Regions from separate parts of the Homo sapiens genome. Here region 1 is linked to region 2. Evidence: chromatin contacts called from ENCODE Hi-C data. All regions are on one chromosome and are shown on one strand. The core of a region is the stretch at or near the end of the contact, and the rest is flanking DNA. Distances in the headings are between cores, read along the strand shown.

What was found. A loop is a pair of places that touch in the nucleus more often than their neighbours do. Pooled maps may share reads with other maps.
Region 1: a pooled map shows a loop between it and region 2 (4-fold over the local background). The contact joins the promoter of IFT172 here to the promoter of ABHD1 in region 2. A Hi-C loop is called at or near these places in 3 of 168 maps with a recorded cell type or tissue (CD8-positive, alpha-beta T cell, ascending aorta and naive thymus-derived CD4-positive, alpha-beta T cell), 2 of 37 single-sample maps with no recorded cell type and 12 of 50 pooled maps.

What each region holds. Positions count from the first base shown.
Region 1 is chr2:27,485,886-27,491,780 of GRCh38, forward strand. IFT172 (intraflagellar transport 172) reads right to left here and starts at 3,858. Exons shown (of 48, transcript NM_015662.3): 1 at 3,730-3,858. The coding sequence starts at 3,768.
Region 2 is chr2:27,120,651-27,126,788 of GRCh38, forward strand. It overlaps ABHD1 (abhydrolase domain containing 1), which reads left to right and starts at 3,165. Exons shown (of 9, transcript NM_032604.4): 1 at 3,165-3,412. The coding sequence starts at 3,299. RefSeq lists silencers at 3,010-3,089, 3,110-3,249.

The DNA of each region.
Region 1 (5,895 bases), core at 2,608-5,107, 370 kb after region 2:
CCAGGGGCTGAGAGAGAGACAAAAAGCAAACCATAGATCCTGCCTCCACGTCTAATAAGATGGTGCAAAATAGAAAAGTCCTATTAAAGTATGTATAAAGTACTACAATAGTTTGGAGAAGCCTGAGAGAATTTTATGCTTAAATTATCAAAATTAAGCTTTGAAGAATGAATGCAGTTGAGTAGGAAGTTATCTGAGATGGGAGGAATGGCAATGAGCAAAGGCAAATTCTGGACAAGAAACAGTAATTTAGTTTATTTGAAACTATTATACCTTATAAATAGTAGAATAGACGGGGTAAGGCAGGAAAAACAGGCCAGCTCAGGAAGTCTTTGAAGCCAGGCAAAGGAGTTTGGGCTTATTTGAAAGGAAAGGGAGAGACAGTGAGAGTTCAGGATGGGCGAGTACGAGTTGAGACTCAGGACGAATAATCCCACTTTCTTTTCTTCTTAACTACCCACTTCAGAGAAACCCAAGTTAGAAGTTATCTCCAGGTGAATTATTCTGACCAGATCTGACCCTTCCAACACTAGCTCTGGTCCTAAGGGACTAGCTCTGCTACTAAGGGTTTCCTTCCTTGAAAACAAAACATTTTATTCTGCTTTTCTTCTGCCCCAATTGTTTAATTATTTGGACACTAGAGTTCTGGCTTCAAACATTGACACTTTACACTCCAAACTCACCTATCTCCAAAGTCAGAAGTAAAAAGTCTATTTTCCTGCAAATCCTCAAACCAGAAAATAGCCACACCACCATCACTATGATCCTCTAACTCTTCATTATATTAGGTTAGAAGGCCTGAGGGCTCCTCATCAATCTTTGCTGATCCTCCTGCTTTATCGCTTTGCCCAATTCTGGGCATTCAGCCCTACCTGCATCATGACATCATCTTATTTTGAGAGACTGAAGGAGGATTTCATTTCCAATTTTTCCATTAGGGCGGAGAAATTTTTAAAGTACAGATTCAATGGACAGCTTGCTGAGCAATGAGCACAAATCTCTGTCTTTTTATTTTTTTCTCCAACTGAGGAGAGAGCACAACTATCTTTGTTCTAATTTCCTTCTTTTTTTTTTTTTGACGGAGTCTCACTCTGTCCCCCAGACTGGAGTGCAGTGTCACAATCTCAGTTCACTGCAACCTCTGTTTCTTGGGCTCAAGCGATTCTCCTGCCTCAGCCTCCCAAGTAGCTGAGGCTATAGGCGTGTGCTACCATGCCTGGCTAATTTTTTTATATTTTTGGTAGAGACATGGTTTCACCGTATTGCCCAGGCTGGTCTTGAACTCCTGACCTCAAGTGATCCACTCACCTTGGCCTCCTGAAGTGCTGGGATTACAGGCGTGAGCCACCACGCCCGGCCTGTGTTCTCATTTCCTCCTATTGTCCAAATGCCACACCCTCTGTGAAGCCTTCCTGATTTCCATAATCAATTAATTCTCCTTTCTCTACAATATGTACCTCACTAGATTTTTTTATTAAGTGAGGTAGGGAATAAAATAATAAGAGCTTGCCTTTAACAAGTACTTACCATAGAATAGGCATTTTGATAAGTGCTTGACAAGCATAATCTCATTTTACCTCATAACACTGAGGTAGATGCTATTATTATCCCCCTTTTACAGATAGATGAATGGAAGCCCAAAAAGATTAAGTAATTTGCCCAAGTTCACATATACAGTTTGTAAGTGGTAGGACCATGATTTATTTATTTAATTAATTTATTTTTTGAGGCAGAGTCTCGCTCTGTCACCCAGGCTGGAGTGCAGTGGTGCGATCTTGACTCACTGCAACTCTGCCTCCTGAGTTCAAGCGATTCTCCTGCCTCAGCCTCCCGAGTAGCTGGGATTACAGGCATGCGCCACCACATCTAGCTAATTTTTGTATTTTTAGTAGTTTCACCACGTTGGCCAGGATGGTGTCGAACCCCTGACCTCGGGTGATCTGCCTGCCTCGGCCTCCCAAAGAGCTTGGTTTACAGGCATGAACCACTGCGCCTGGCCTAGAACCATGATTAAATCCATGTATGTGTAAATCCATAAACCATAATCCCAATTTCTTTATTAAGGTACCCCAGTACATATTACACACTCAGTTATGGAACATCTTATTTATTTTTAAGACACAGCCTCACTCTGTCACCCAGGCTGGAGTGCAGTGGTGTGATCACGTCTCACTGCAGCCTCGACCTCCTGGGCTCAGGAGATCCTCCCACTTCAGTGACCCCAGCAGCTGGGCCTACAGGTGCTTGCCACCACACGAGGCTATTTAAAAAAAATTTTTTTTTTTTGGACAAAGTCTCACTCTTGTCCCCCAGGCTGGAGTGCAGTGGCACGATCTCGGCTCACTGCAACCTCCACCTCCCGGGTTCAAGCGATTCTCCTTCCTCAGCCTCCTGAGTAGCTGGGATTACAGGCGGCTGCTGCCACGCCCGGCTAATTTTTGCATTTTTAGTAGAGATGGGGTTTCACCATGTTGGCCAGGCTGGACTTGAACTCCTGACCTCAGGTGATCCGCCCGCCTCGGCCTCCCAAAGTACAGGGATTACAGGTGTGAGCCACCGCACCTGGTCAAAATTTTTTTGTAGAGGTCTTGGAATCTTGGGCTCAAGTGATCCTCCCACCTTGGCCTCCCAAATTGCTGGGATTACAGGTGTGAGCCACTGGGCCTGGCCAGACATCTTATTCTTATTAGCTTTGTATTATTCTGTCCTTTGAATTTTGAATGTCCTTTCCTCTTGTCTATCAATTTTTCACACTGCTTTTCAGTTTACAATGCTCTTTTGTGTATATTACTCTATATAACTCTTCCCCAAGTCCCCTAAAGTTGCTATTAGTACTCATGTTTTTTCAAATGAAGAAGTTGGTGAGTGCTCCGAGACATTGTATAATAAAGGCTAAAGTTAGAGATATCAGGTCATTTGTTTAAAGTACTGGTGGCCAGTCTGGGCAACATGGGGAAACCTCGTCTCTACAAAAAACAAAAACAAAAACAAACAAAGAAACAAAAAATTACCCGGGCGTGCTAGCGCACGTCTGTAATCCCAGCTACTTGGGAGGCTATGGCAGGAAAATCCCTTGAACCCGGGAGGCGGAGGTTGCAGTGAGATCGAGCCACTGCACTCCAGCCTGGGCAACAGAGCAAAACTCTGTCTCAAATAGTTAAATAAAGTAGTGGTTGACCTGAAATAAGGACAAGGTAAGAAATTTTAAAAAGAAAATAAGAAAGTAGTGGTGGAGCTAGGACTTAAATTCTGGTGTGCTAACTCCAAAGCCCACCCTTTCTTCACCATGTTTCAGGGCTCCTCCCCTAGTGCCCAGCCTCTCCTGAATCAGAATACACGGTTCGGTCTTTGCACTCCCCCTTCAGGGCTTGCACCTAAGGCGCTTATTTAATTATGGGCACATGCATACTCGCTGCTTACATGTGCACCTCACCCTCTAATACGAGCCTCCTGAAGGGAGGGACATAAGTCGGGTGGTTTGGGATTCCTACGAACCCCAGCATGGGGCCTGTACACAACTGATGTGAATGAAATGTAAGGAAAGCTACAAGTCCTTAGCCCTGCATCTCGCCTCCTGGACGCTGTATCGACAGGCCAAGATCCAGATCATCGCTATATCCCTTACAGCCTTCTGCACACAGTAGGAGGTCAACATCATTAAACTTCAGTTCCCCCACTTTTCTTGGAACATAAAGCATAAGGGGGAGGGACTGGCACGCAATTCCTCACCTGAGGGCTCAGCAGGGTCCTCAGGTGCTTCAAGTGCATGACGCACACCTGTCTTTCAGATGCTCCTAGACAGCGACAACTCCCGTGGTTACCTGGACAACCCGCCACGCAGCCGCAGCGACAGGCACTGACGCTTATGCGACCGGAGCGCAACACGCGTCGCAAGGTCACACGTAACTTTGCGGCGAAGCAAACAGAACGTGCGCAAGCGCGGTGAGATCTAGGGCGGGCCCTTGAGAGGGCTTCATGAATGTTCTCCTTGACCAATCCCGTCGCCGCATGCAAACTCAAGACCAAGCCCCGCCCACAAGCCTTCAGCCAGCCCCAGGTCCTACGTCATAGCGGTCCGTCTCGCTCTTCGATGTACCTGACTTTCTGAGTGCACTCTCTTAATCCTCACAACTCTGGAGGGAAGCAGGGCGGTTTCCATGATAGGCCTTCTGCAGTTGACGGAATTGTACCCAAATAGGTTACATGATTTGCACGGGATCGCAAGGCTAATAACGATAGCTAACGATGAATACTCAGTATGTGTCTGCCAGGTACTGTGTAAAGTATTGTACGTGCATTTATATCATTTAATCCCAAAACCACCTTTTGAAGGGGATAGCGTTATTATTAGTCTCATTTTACATAACAGGAGACTCAGGGCACTTGCTCAAACTAACACAGCCAGCGAAGGACTTGGAACTGGAGTTCAACCCAGAGTTAGTAGCTTTAAACAGCTTTTATGTTCCTTCTCAACTCCTAGCTCGCTCTCTCCATGCCACGATACTATAACCTGTCACATTCCCATCCCAATAAATGACATTTATTCTCAGAATCTGGAAGATGAGTGTTTTGGAACTAGCTGCCAAAGAAACGTAAGGTACCCTACTTCCTAATTGGGTAATGGTGGGTTAAAGACTGCTGTTTACATTGGAATGTTTTTATGGTTCAGTTTGTTGTTGTTGTTGTTTTGAGACAGAGTTTCACTCTTGTTGCCCAGGCTGGACTGCAATGGCGCGATCTTGGCTCACTGCAACCTCTGCCTCCCGGGTTCAAGAGATTCTCCTGCCTCAGCCTCCCAAGTAGCTGGGATTACAGGCATGTGCCACCACGCCCGACCAATTTTGTATTTTTAGTAGAGACAGGGTTTCTCCATGTTGGTCAGGCTGGTCTCAAACTCCCGACCTCAGGTGATTTGCCCGCCTTGGCCTCCCAAAATGCTGGGATTACAGGCGTGAGCCACCGTTCTCGGCCTGTGGTTCAGTTTTGAGGGCAGACCTGACTTGGCTCACCCGATAGGTTGTCTTGTGATACCTGGGGTTAGAGATTGGTTAAGTAGAAAAGAGACTGACTTGTTGATCTTTGGAGTCCCGTTCAGAATTTTTGGCCTATCTTCTAACATACCAGAGAGATTGAAATGCAGAAAGGAGTTATTCATAAGCCTGCTCTGAAATGATCCAAAGTTGGGAAGATCTGTAACTCTCCAGGAAGTGTAACATATGCTCTCCAGACAGACTGTGGGTCCAGAAGCCTTCCCCCACAGTGGTTTGCAAGTGTCAACAGGTGTTTGTCTCATGGCCACCAACCACCCCTTAGAAAATAGGAAAGAGCAGAGGACAGCCCCTATTTTCACAGGAAACAAGTAGGCCTCAGAGCTCAAATGAGAATTATTTTGACAGGGGAGTCCCAACCCCTCAGTTTTATTTTCAGAATCCTCCTCTGGATATGGTGGCAGAGCATGAATATAAACTCATTTATGAATTACAGTTATTACTGACTTTGACTGACTAAACAGAGACAGAGATGAAAGGGAATGCAAAAGAGGGAAGAACAGACACAGGAACACATAGGATAGGAGCATGTGGCACCAAGGAATCCATGAGTGTAGCTGTCCTTTCATTAGTCCCCAAGACACTGCTTAGTCCTTTTCTGACCATTAGCCCAGGGTTGATGGAGGAGTCAGAAGAGTAAGTGGTGAGGAGCTGTGCTGTCGATGCAAGCAGTGAAGATAAAAAGGCTACTACCCTCTCATATGATATGTATTAGTATTCAGTGGTGCAGGAACTTATATCTTTCTCTTCTCTTTTTCCCCTTCTCACCCAACAAAGCAAAAGAATCTGGGGTTAGTTTTCTATACCTCTTCTTCCTGGCCCTATCCTAGGGTGGGGTATTATCACA
Region 2 (6,138 bases), core at 1,915-4,414:
ATAAATAAATAAAAATTAGGCATGGTGGTGCACGCCTGTAGTCCCAGCTATTTGGGAGGCTGAGGCAGGCAGATCCCTTGAGTCCAGGAATTTGAGGTTACAGTGAGCTGTGATCCTGCCACTGCACTCCAACCTTGGTGACAGAGCGACATCCTGCCTCTGAAAAAAACCAAAAAGGAGTAGGGCCTTTTGGGACATGATGAAACCATGAGGGCTCTCCCCTCATGAAGGGATTAATGACCTTATGAAAGAGGTTTCTGAGAGAGTTCACCCCTCTTGCTCTCTTGCCTTTCTGTCCCTTCCATCACATGAGGAAACCCAGACGCACCATCTCTGAGGAATGGACCTTCACAGACACCGAACCTGCCAGTGCCTGGATCTTGGACTTCCCAGTCTCCAGAACTGTGAGGAATAAATTTCTGTTGTTTGTAAATTACTCAGTCTGTGGGATTTTGTTATAGCAGCACAAACTCACTAAGATGTTTGTGAAGATGAAGACAGAGATCAGGGTGATGCTTCTACCAGTCAGGGAGTGCCAAAGATTTCCAGCAAAATGCCAGAAGCCAGGGGAGAGGCATGGAATAGATTATTCCTCACGGTTCCCAGAATGAACCCACCCTACTGATATTTCAGTCTTGACTTCTAGTCTCCAGAAGTGTGAGACAATAAATCTCTGTTGTTTAAGACAGTCCCCAACCTTTTTGGCACCAGGGACCAGTTTCAGAGAAGACAATCTTTTTTTTTTTTTCTTTTTTTTTTCTTTTTTTGTATTTTTTTAGTAGGGACGAGGTTTCACCATGTTGGCCAGCCTGGTCTCGAACTCCTGACCTCAGGTGATCCGCCTGCCTTGAACTCTCAAAGCATTGGGCGTTACAGGCGTGAGCCACGTGCCCAGCCTCAGAGAAGACAATCTTTCCACAGATCAGAAGGGTTGGGGGTGAGGGTGATGGTTTTGGGATGAAACTTCCACCTCAGATCAACAGGCATTAGATTCTAATAAGGAGCACGCAACCTAGATCCTTCTTGTGTGCAGTTCACATAGGGTTTGCGCTCCTATGAGAATCTAATTCCACTGCTGATCTCAGGCAGTAATGCTTGCTCATCCTGCTCACCTTCTGCTATGCCACCTGGTTCCTACCAGGTCATGGACCAGTACCAATTTGCAGCCCAGGGGGTTGGGGACCCCTGGTTTAAGACACCCAGTTTGTAGTGCTTTCTTACAGCAAACTGCCAACTAATACACCACCTAAATGCTGATGATTGCCAATTCTCCACCTCCAATCTCTAAGCCCCAGGCCACTTCAGGCATTGAATATCCTACTAATTTGTGCCTGAGTTTTAATTTATAAAGGTGGCTGAGTGAGGACATGAAGAGGTCACTGCTATTGAAAGAAAAGCTTAATGTTATTTGCAGTTCCCCTAGAAACAAAAGGCACGGTCACAGGGGGAAGTGCCAGTGTCACTCAGGAGGCAGAAAGAAGCGAAGGGAAGGTACAGGCCTTTATTGGGGTTTACTTCTCCCAGTAAGGCAGGAGAAGCAGTTTGGGACTGGCTAGTTTGAATAATTCCAGAGTGCTCTGGGGCACAGGGACAGGTCCTGGTTACCTGGTCCTGGGTTGATTTAGGGCAGGGGAGATACTGGCTTGGAATGTGAAAGTTAGAGAAAGGAAGTGCTCAGAGTGTGAGCTCTGGATTGTAGGGGAGATGTAAACAACCTTGGCCATTAGGTTGGCCCTGTGATTTATGGATGCCAAATAGACAAATACAGAACCTAAGGAAACACAGTTAAAACACCTACCAGCACCCCAACTTCTACATGTCTGTGTCTAAATGCATCATCTTCCTCTTCAAACCTTCCTCTCCTCTGTTTCCCTGTCCCAGGGATGGACACTTTATATCTGTGCAGTCAGAAACCTGGAGGTCATCCATGTTCCTCCTTCTTCCCCTGCCTCCAATCTACTACCAGGTCCTATCAATTCTGCCACTGATCTTGAAGATCTTCACTCCTCTCCTGGGTATCCTCCAGTCCGGGCATCTTTTGAGCCTGGCGTTCTGTTAGCAGCCTCCCAGTGGCCTCTCTGCTTCTACTTTCCTCCTCCTCCAATCTATTCTCCAAGCAACTGAATGATTCTCCTAAAACATAACTCATGTCACCCTTCCCTTCTTAAAACCCCTGGATGGCTTTCCTCTGACCCTAGGATAAACTGCAGCAATTATGTGGTCCTTGACCACCCACATGCTCCAGCCACACCAACTTTCTTTGTTCCCTTAAGACATCCTTCACCTCCAGGCTTTTGCCTTTGCTGCCCCCTCTGCTAGAACACCCTCGCGTGAAGTCCGGGCACCTCCGCAGTGCTCCCATGGCAGCTGGTACTTCTCTTGTGTGGACCATGTTAAGCCCTGATGACTTGTGGACCTCCTAGAAGCTTTACGGTGTATTGATACCTAGGCTCCTCTCCAGACTAACTGTATCGGGGGTAGGGCCTGGGCACTGGTAGTTTTAAAAATCCTAGATGATTCCGATCTGCAGTCAAGGTTGAAAGCCACTACTCTTAGTAGACGACCTCCTATATTTCAATGAAGACACGGACAGTAACATGGGGGGTCTGTATCAAGTGCCTGGTACAGGGCGGGTGGTGAGCAAATTATCTACTGTACGAGGACTGTGTGGCAGGGACTGTATGAGACAATGCAGAGTGACACTGCAGGAAGGTGCATGTGTTGCAATGCCACCACTGAGCAGCTGAAAGCTTTGTGACAGTGTGGGGTGTCACAGTCGGACAGTGACTGGTGAGGGTCACTGTGAATGGCTGTAGTGTGTGACAGAGCAGAATGTCACTGCAGGAGTAGCTGTGTCCTGTGCGTGACTGACTGCGAGCGCCTAAGGGACTCTGGCCAGGCTGCTGGACTCGGGGCGTCGCCGGGGAAGAGTTTAAGGGAGCTGGAGATGCCCCGCACCAAGATGGCAGCTGGGGGAGGCCGCTTGTCTCGGGCTGCACAGCCAAGAACCGCGGAGGGGAAGAAGGCAGGGGAGGGCGGGAGGCCATTCGCAGGTCACTCGGGTTAGATCCGCGCGAGGCACTAGGCGACCAGCCACCCAGCCCCGCGACCAACTAGCGCCGCCTCTCGCCGCCCATCCCGGGGCACCGGCGGTGGGCGGGGCCAGCAGCGCAAACTGCCTGCAGCGGGGACCGGACCTGCACAGGCCGCCTATGGCGGGCGGCGGGTGGGACCGCGAGTTACAGCCGGCCAACTGGGGCCAGCCAGGAGCCTGAGGGTCGGAAGCCCCCAACACAAGATGCTGAGCTCCTTCCTGAGCCCCCAGAATGGCACCTGGGCAGACACCTTCTCTCTGCTCTTGGCTCTTGCCGTTGCCCTCTACTTGGGCTACTACTGGGCATGTGTGCTTCAGGTGGGTGCGGGTCCACCGCTCTGGCCAGCGGGTTTGGGTGTAGGGGGCAGCTTCCAGACACGGGCTTGGGCCCTTGGTGGGAACTGGGATGGTTGGGCTTCCCCACAGGTGAAATTTGCTACCACCGAATGGAGAGTCGGCTCTGCCTCTCTAGTGCCTCTGCATCCCATGTGATCCCCATGCCAGCTGGGCCTTTTGGGTACCGGAGGGTGCTGCTCCCTATAATGTGGACAAGCATTTGGGGAAAGGTGGGGTGGAAGGCATCCTGAGGTATCAGAGATGTGCACACTTTGCGTTCCTTTTTAGGTGGTTTAGCTGAGTCTTTCAGCTGCACTGAAGGAAGGAACCAGAGGTCTGTGGGTCATGGCTAACTCCCAATACCACCCACCCCCCAAATAGCTTAGTAGGACCTCCCTTCCCTTAAGGGCTGGCTGAGGTCAGAACTGGCCTAGCTCAGAACTGATGGATGACCCCAACTGTCCTTGCTCATTCAGCCGTTTTATGTTCCAGGCTCTCCATATAGTGAGTGTGATGAGAAAGTTTGAAGAGGTTGATTTTGATGAATTTGGAGACTTTTCTCACTGAAATTTAGATATATACATAATTTACATATCCAGGAAAAGCCAAATCTCTTCATCTTCATTAAACTCTGTTCTAGGTAGCTGAGTCTAACAAGACACCTACTGGTTCGAGTCCTTTAAAAAGGTCTATAGGAGACTTTAGTGTTACCTAGACTTTTCCATATTTTCAGAGCTTTCTACATTAGCATATATTGTTTACTAAATGTCTTCCTTAGGGCCGGGTGTGGTGGCTCACGCCTGTAATCCCAACACTTTGGGAGGCAGAGGCGGGAGGATCGCCTGAGGTCGGGAGTTCGAGAGCAGCCTGACCAACATGAAGAAACCCCATCTCTACTAAAAATACAAAAATTAGCCAGGCATGGTGGCACATGCCTATAATCCCAGCTACTCGGGAGCCTGAGGCAGGAGAATCACTTGAACCTGGGAGGCGGAGGTTGCAATGAGCCTCGTGCCATTGCACTCCAGCCTGAGCAACAAGAGTGAAACTCCGTCTCAAAAAAAAAAAAAAAAGTCTTCCTTAATAAAACAGTTAAAAACTCCAAGCCTCACAATACTCTGTAGGCCTCACTTTATACATCAGATTTGGAAGGTCACTTCAGAACAAAACTGCCCCTAAGGAAACACTTTCCTTTACTTGCAACTAGCTGCACAGAAATCTGGGCCCCTGCTGCTTTATAGACTAAACCCTTTATAAGCTAACGAATACTGGTTAAAATGCAGGAAAAGTGCCATTCTGGAGGCCCTCTAGATACGGTGTTTGGATTGGCCAGCACTGTAATGGATCTATACTGATTTAAGCATAGCAACCAGTGCCATATTGTAATACTAATTCATTCTCAGGAGGGAGTCAAGAAACATTTTCTTGAGTTAAAATCAAATTAACCCACATAAATCAAACCTGTGAACAAATTTATAAGTCTTGTTCCACACTACTGGGCCGTTTGACCAAGGAATTAATAAACTGATAGTAACTCAGCCGAGCACAGTGGCTCATGCCTGTAATCCCAGCATTTTGGGAGGCTGAGGCGGGCGAATCACTTGATGTCAGGAGTTCGAGACCCGCCTGGCCAACATGGTGAAACCCCTATCTCTACTAAAAATACAAAAATTAGTTGGGTGTGGTGACGCAAGCCTGTCATCCCAGCCACTCAGGAGGCTGAGGCAGGAGAATCGCTTGAACCCAGGAGGCGGAGGTTGCGGTGAGCTGAGATGGCACCACTGCACTCCAGCCTGGGTGTCAGAGCAAAACTCCGTCTCAAAAAAAAAAAAAAAAAAAGGATAGCAACTCAAAATCTTGGCAATTAGGAGGCAATACCCGACAGTGACTAGACAGCGCAGGCTCTAGAGTCAGACAGACCTGGGTTTGAATCTCCTGCTCTGCCACTAACTAGCTCTGGCAAGCTTCTGGCCCTTGACAAGTTATTCAGCATTCAAATCCGTTCACATAGGGGGATCACAGAACCTATTTCATGGAACTGTTATGAAAATCACAAGACAAAATTTGTGTGAAGTGCTTAGCAGAATGCCTGGAGCTTAATGAGAACTCAACAAATCTTACCTACAAGTACTGGTGGTAATGTCATAGTTAATAATTTTGTTTTGCCTCTTGCTTGCTGTGTAACTGGACAAACCACTTAATCTCTGTCAGTCATAACTTCTTCACTTATAAAATATCTCATAAGTTTGGGCTTAGCCCAGTGCCTTCACACGACTGACAGCTGTCGTAATTCCAGGGCTTAAGGACTAGGGTCCAAAGTCACATCTCCCAACAGTTGCACTATCGACTTGGCATCTCTACCATTTGCCCCTGTAGACTATAGGAACTGTACTGGAGATAGAAATCTGGTCCTCATGTTCCTTAGGGCCCACTGCGGATATGCAGTTTCTATTCTTGAACCTATGGCATACTCCTCCTTCACATGCCTTCCACGTGGCTAGGCTCTCTCATTCACTTGATGTCTGTCCAGAACACAGCAGAGAAGCTGAAAGTCAGGGCTTAGTGCCCACTGACCTCATCTGTCCCTGTTATTTCATCCTTGTCACCTTCCCCCTAGCTGGCATGAAGGAAGAAAAAAATCGATTCACATTAGGGCTGTTCTTCCTTTAGAGCACAATCTAACAGCAGGGGCCCCACAAGTAAGAGAA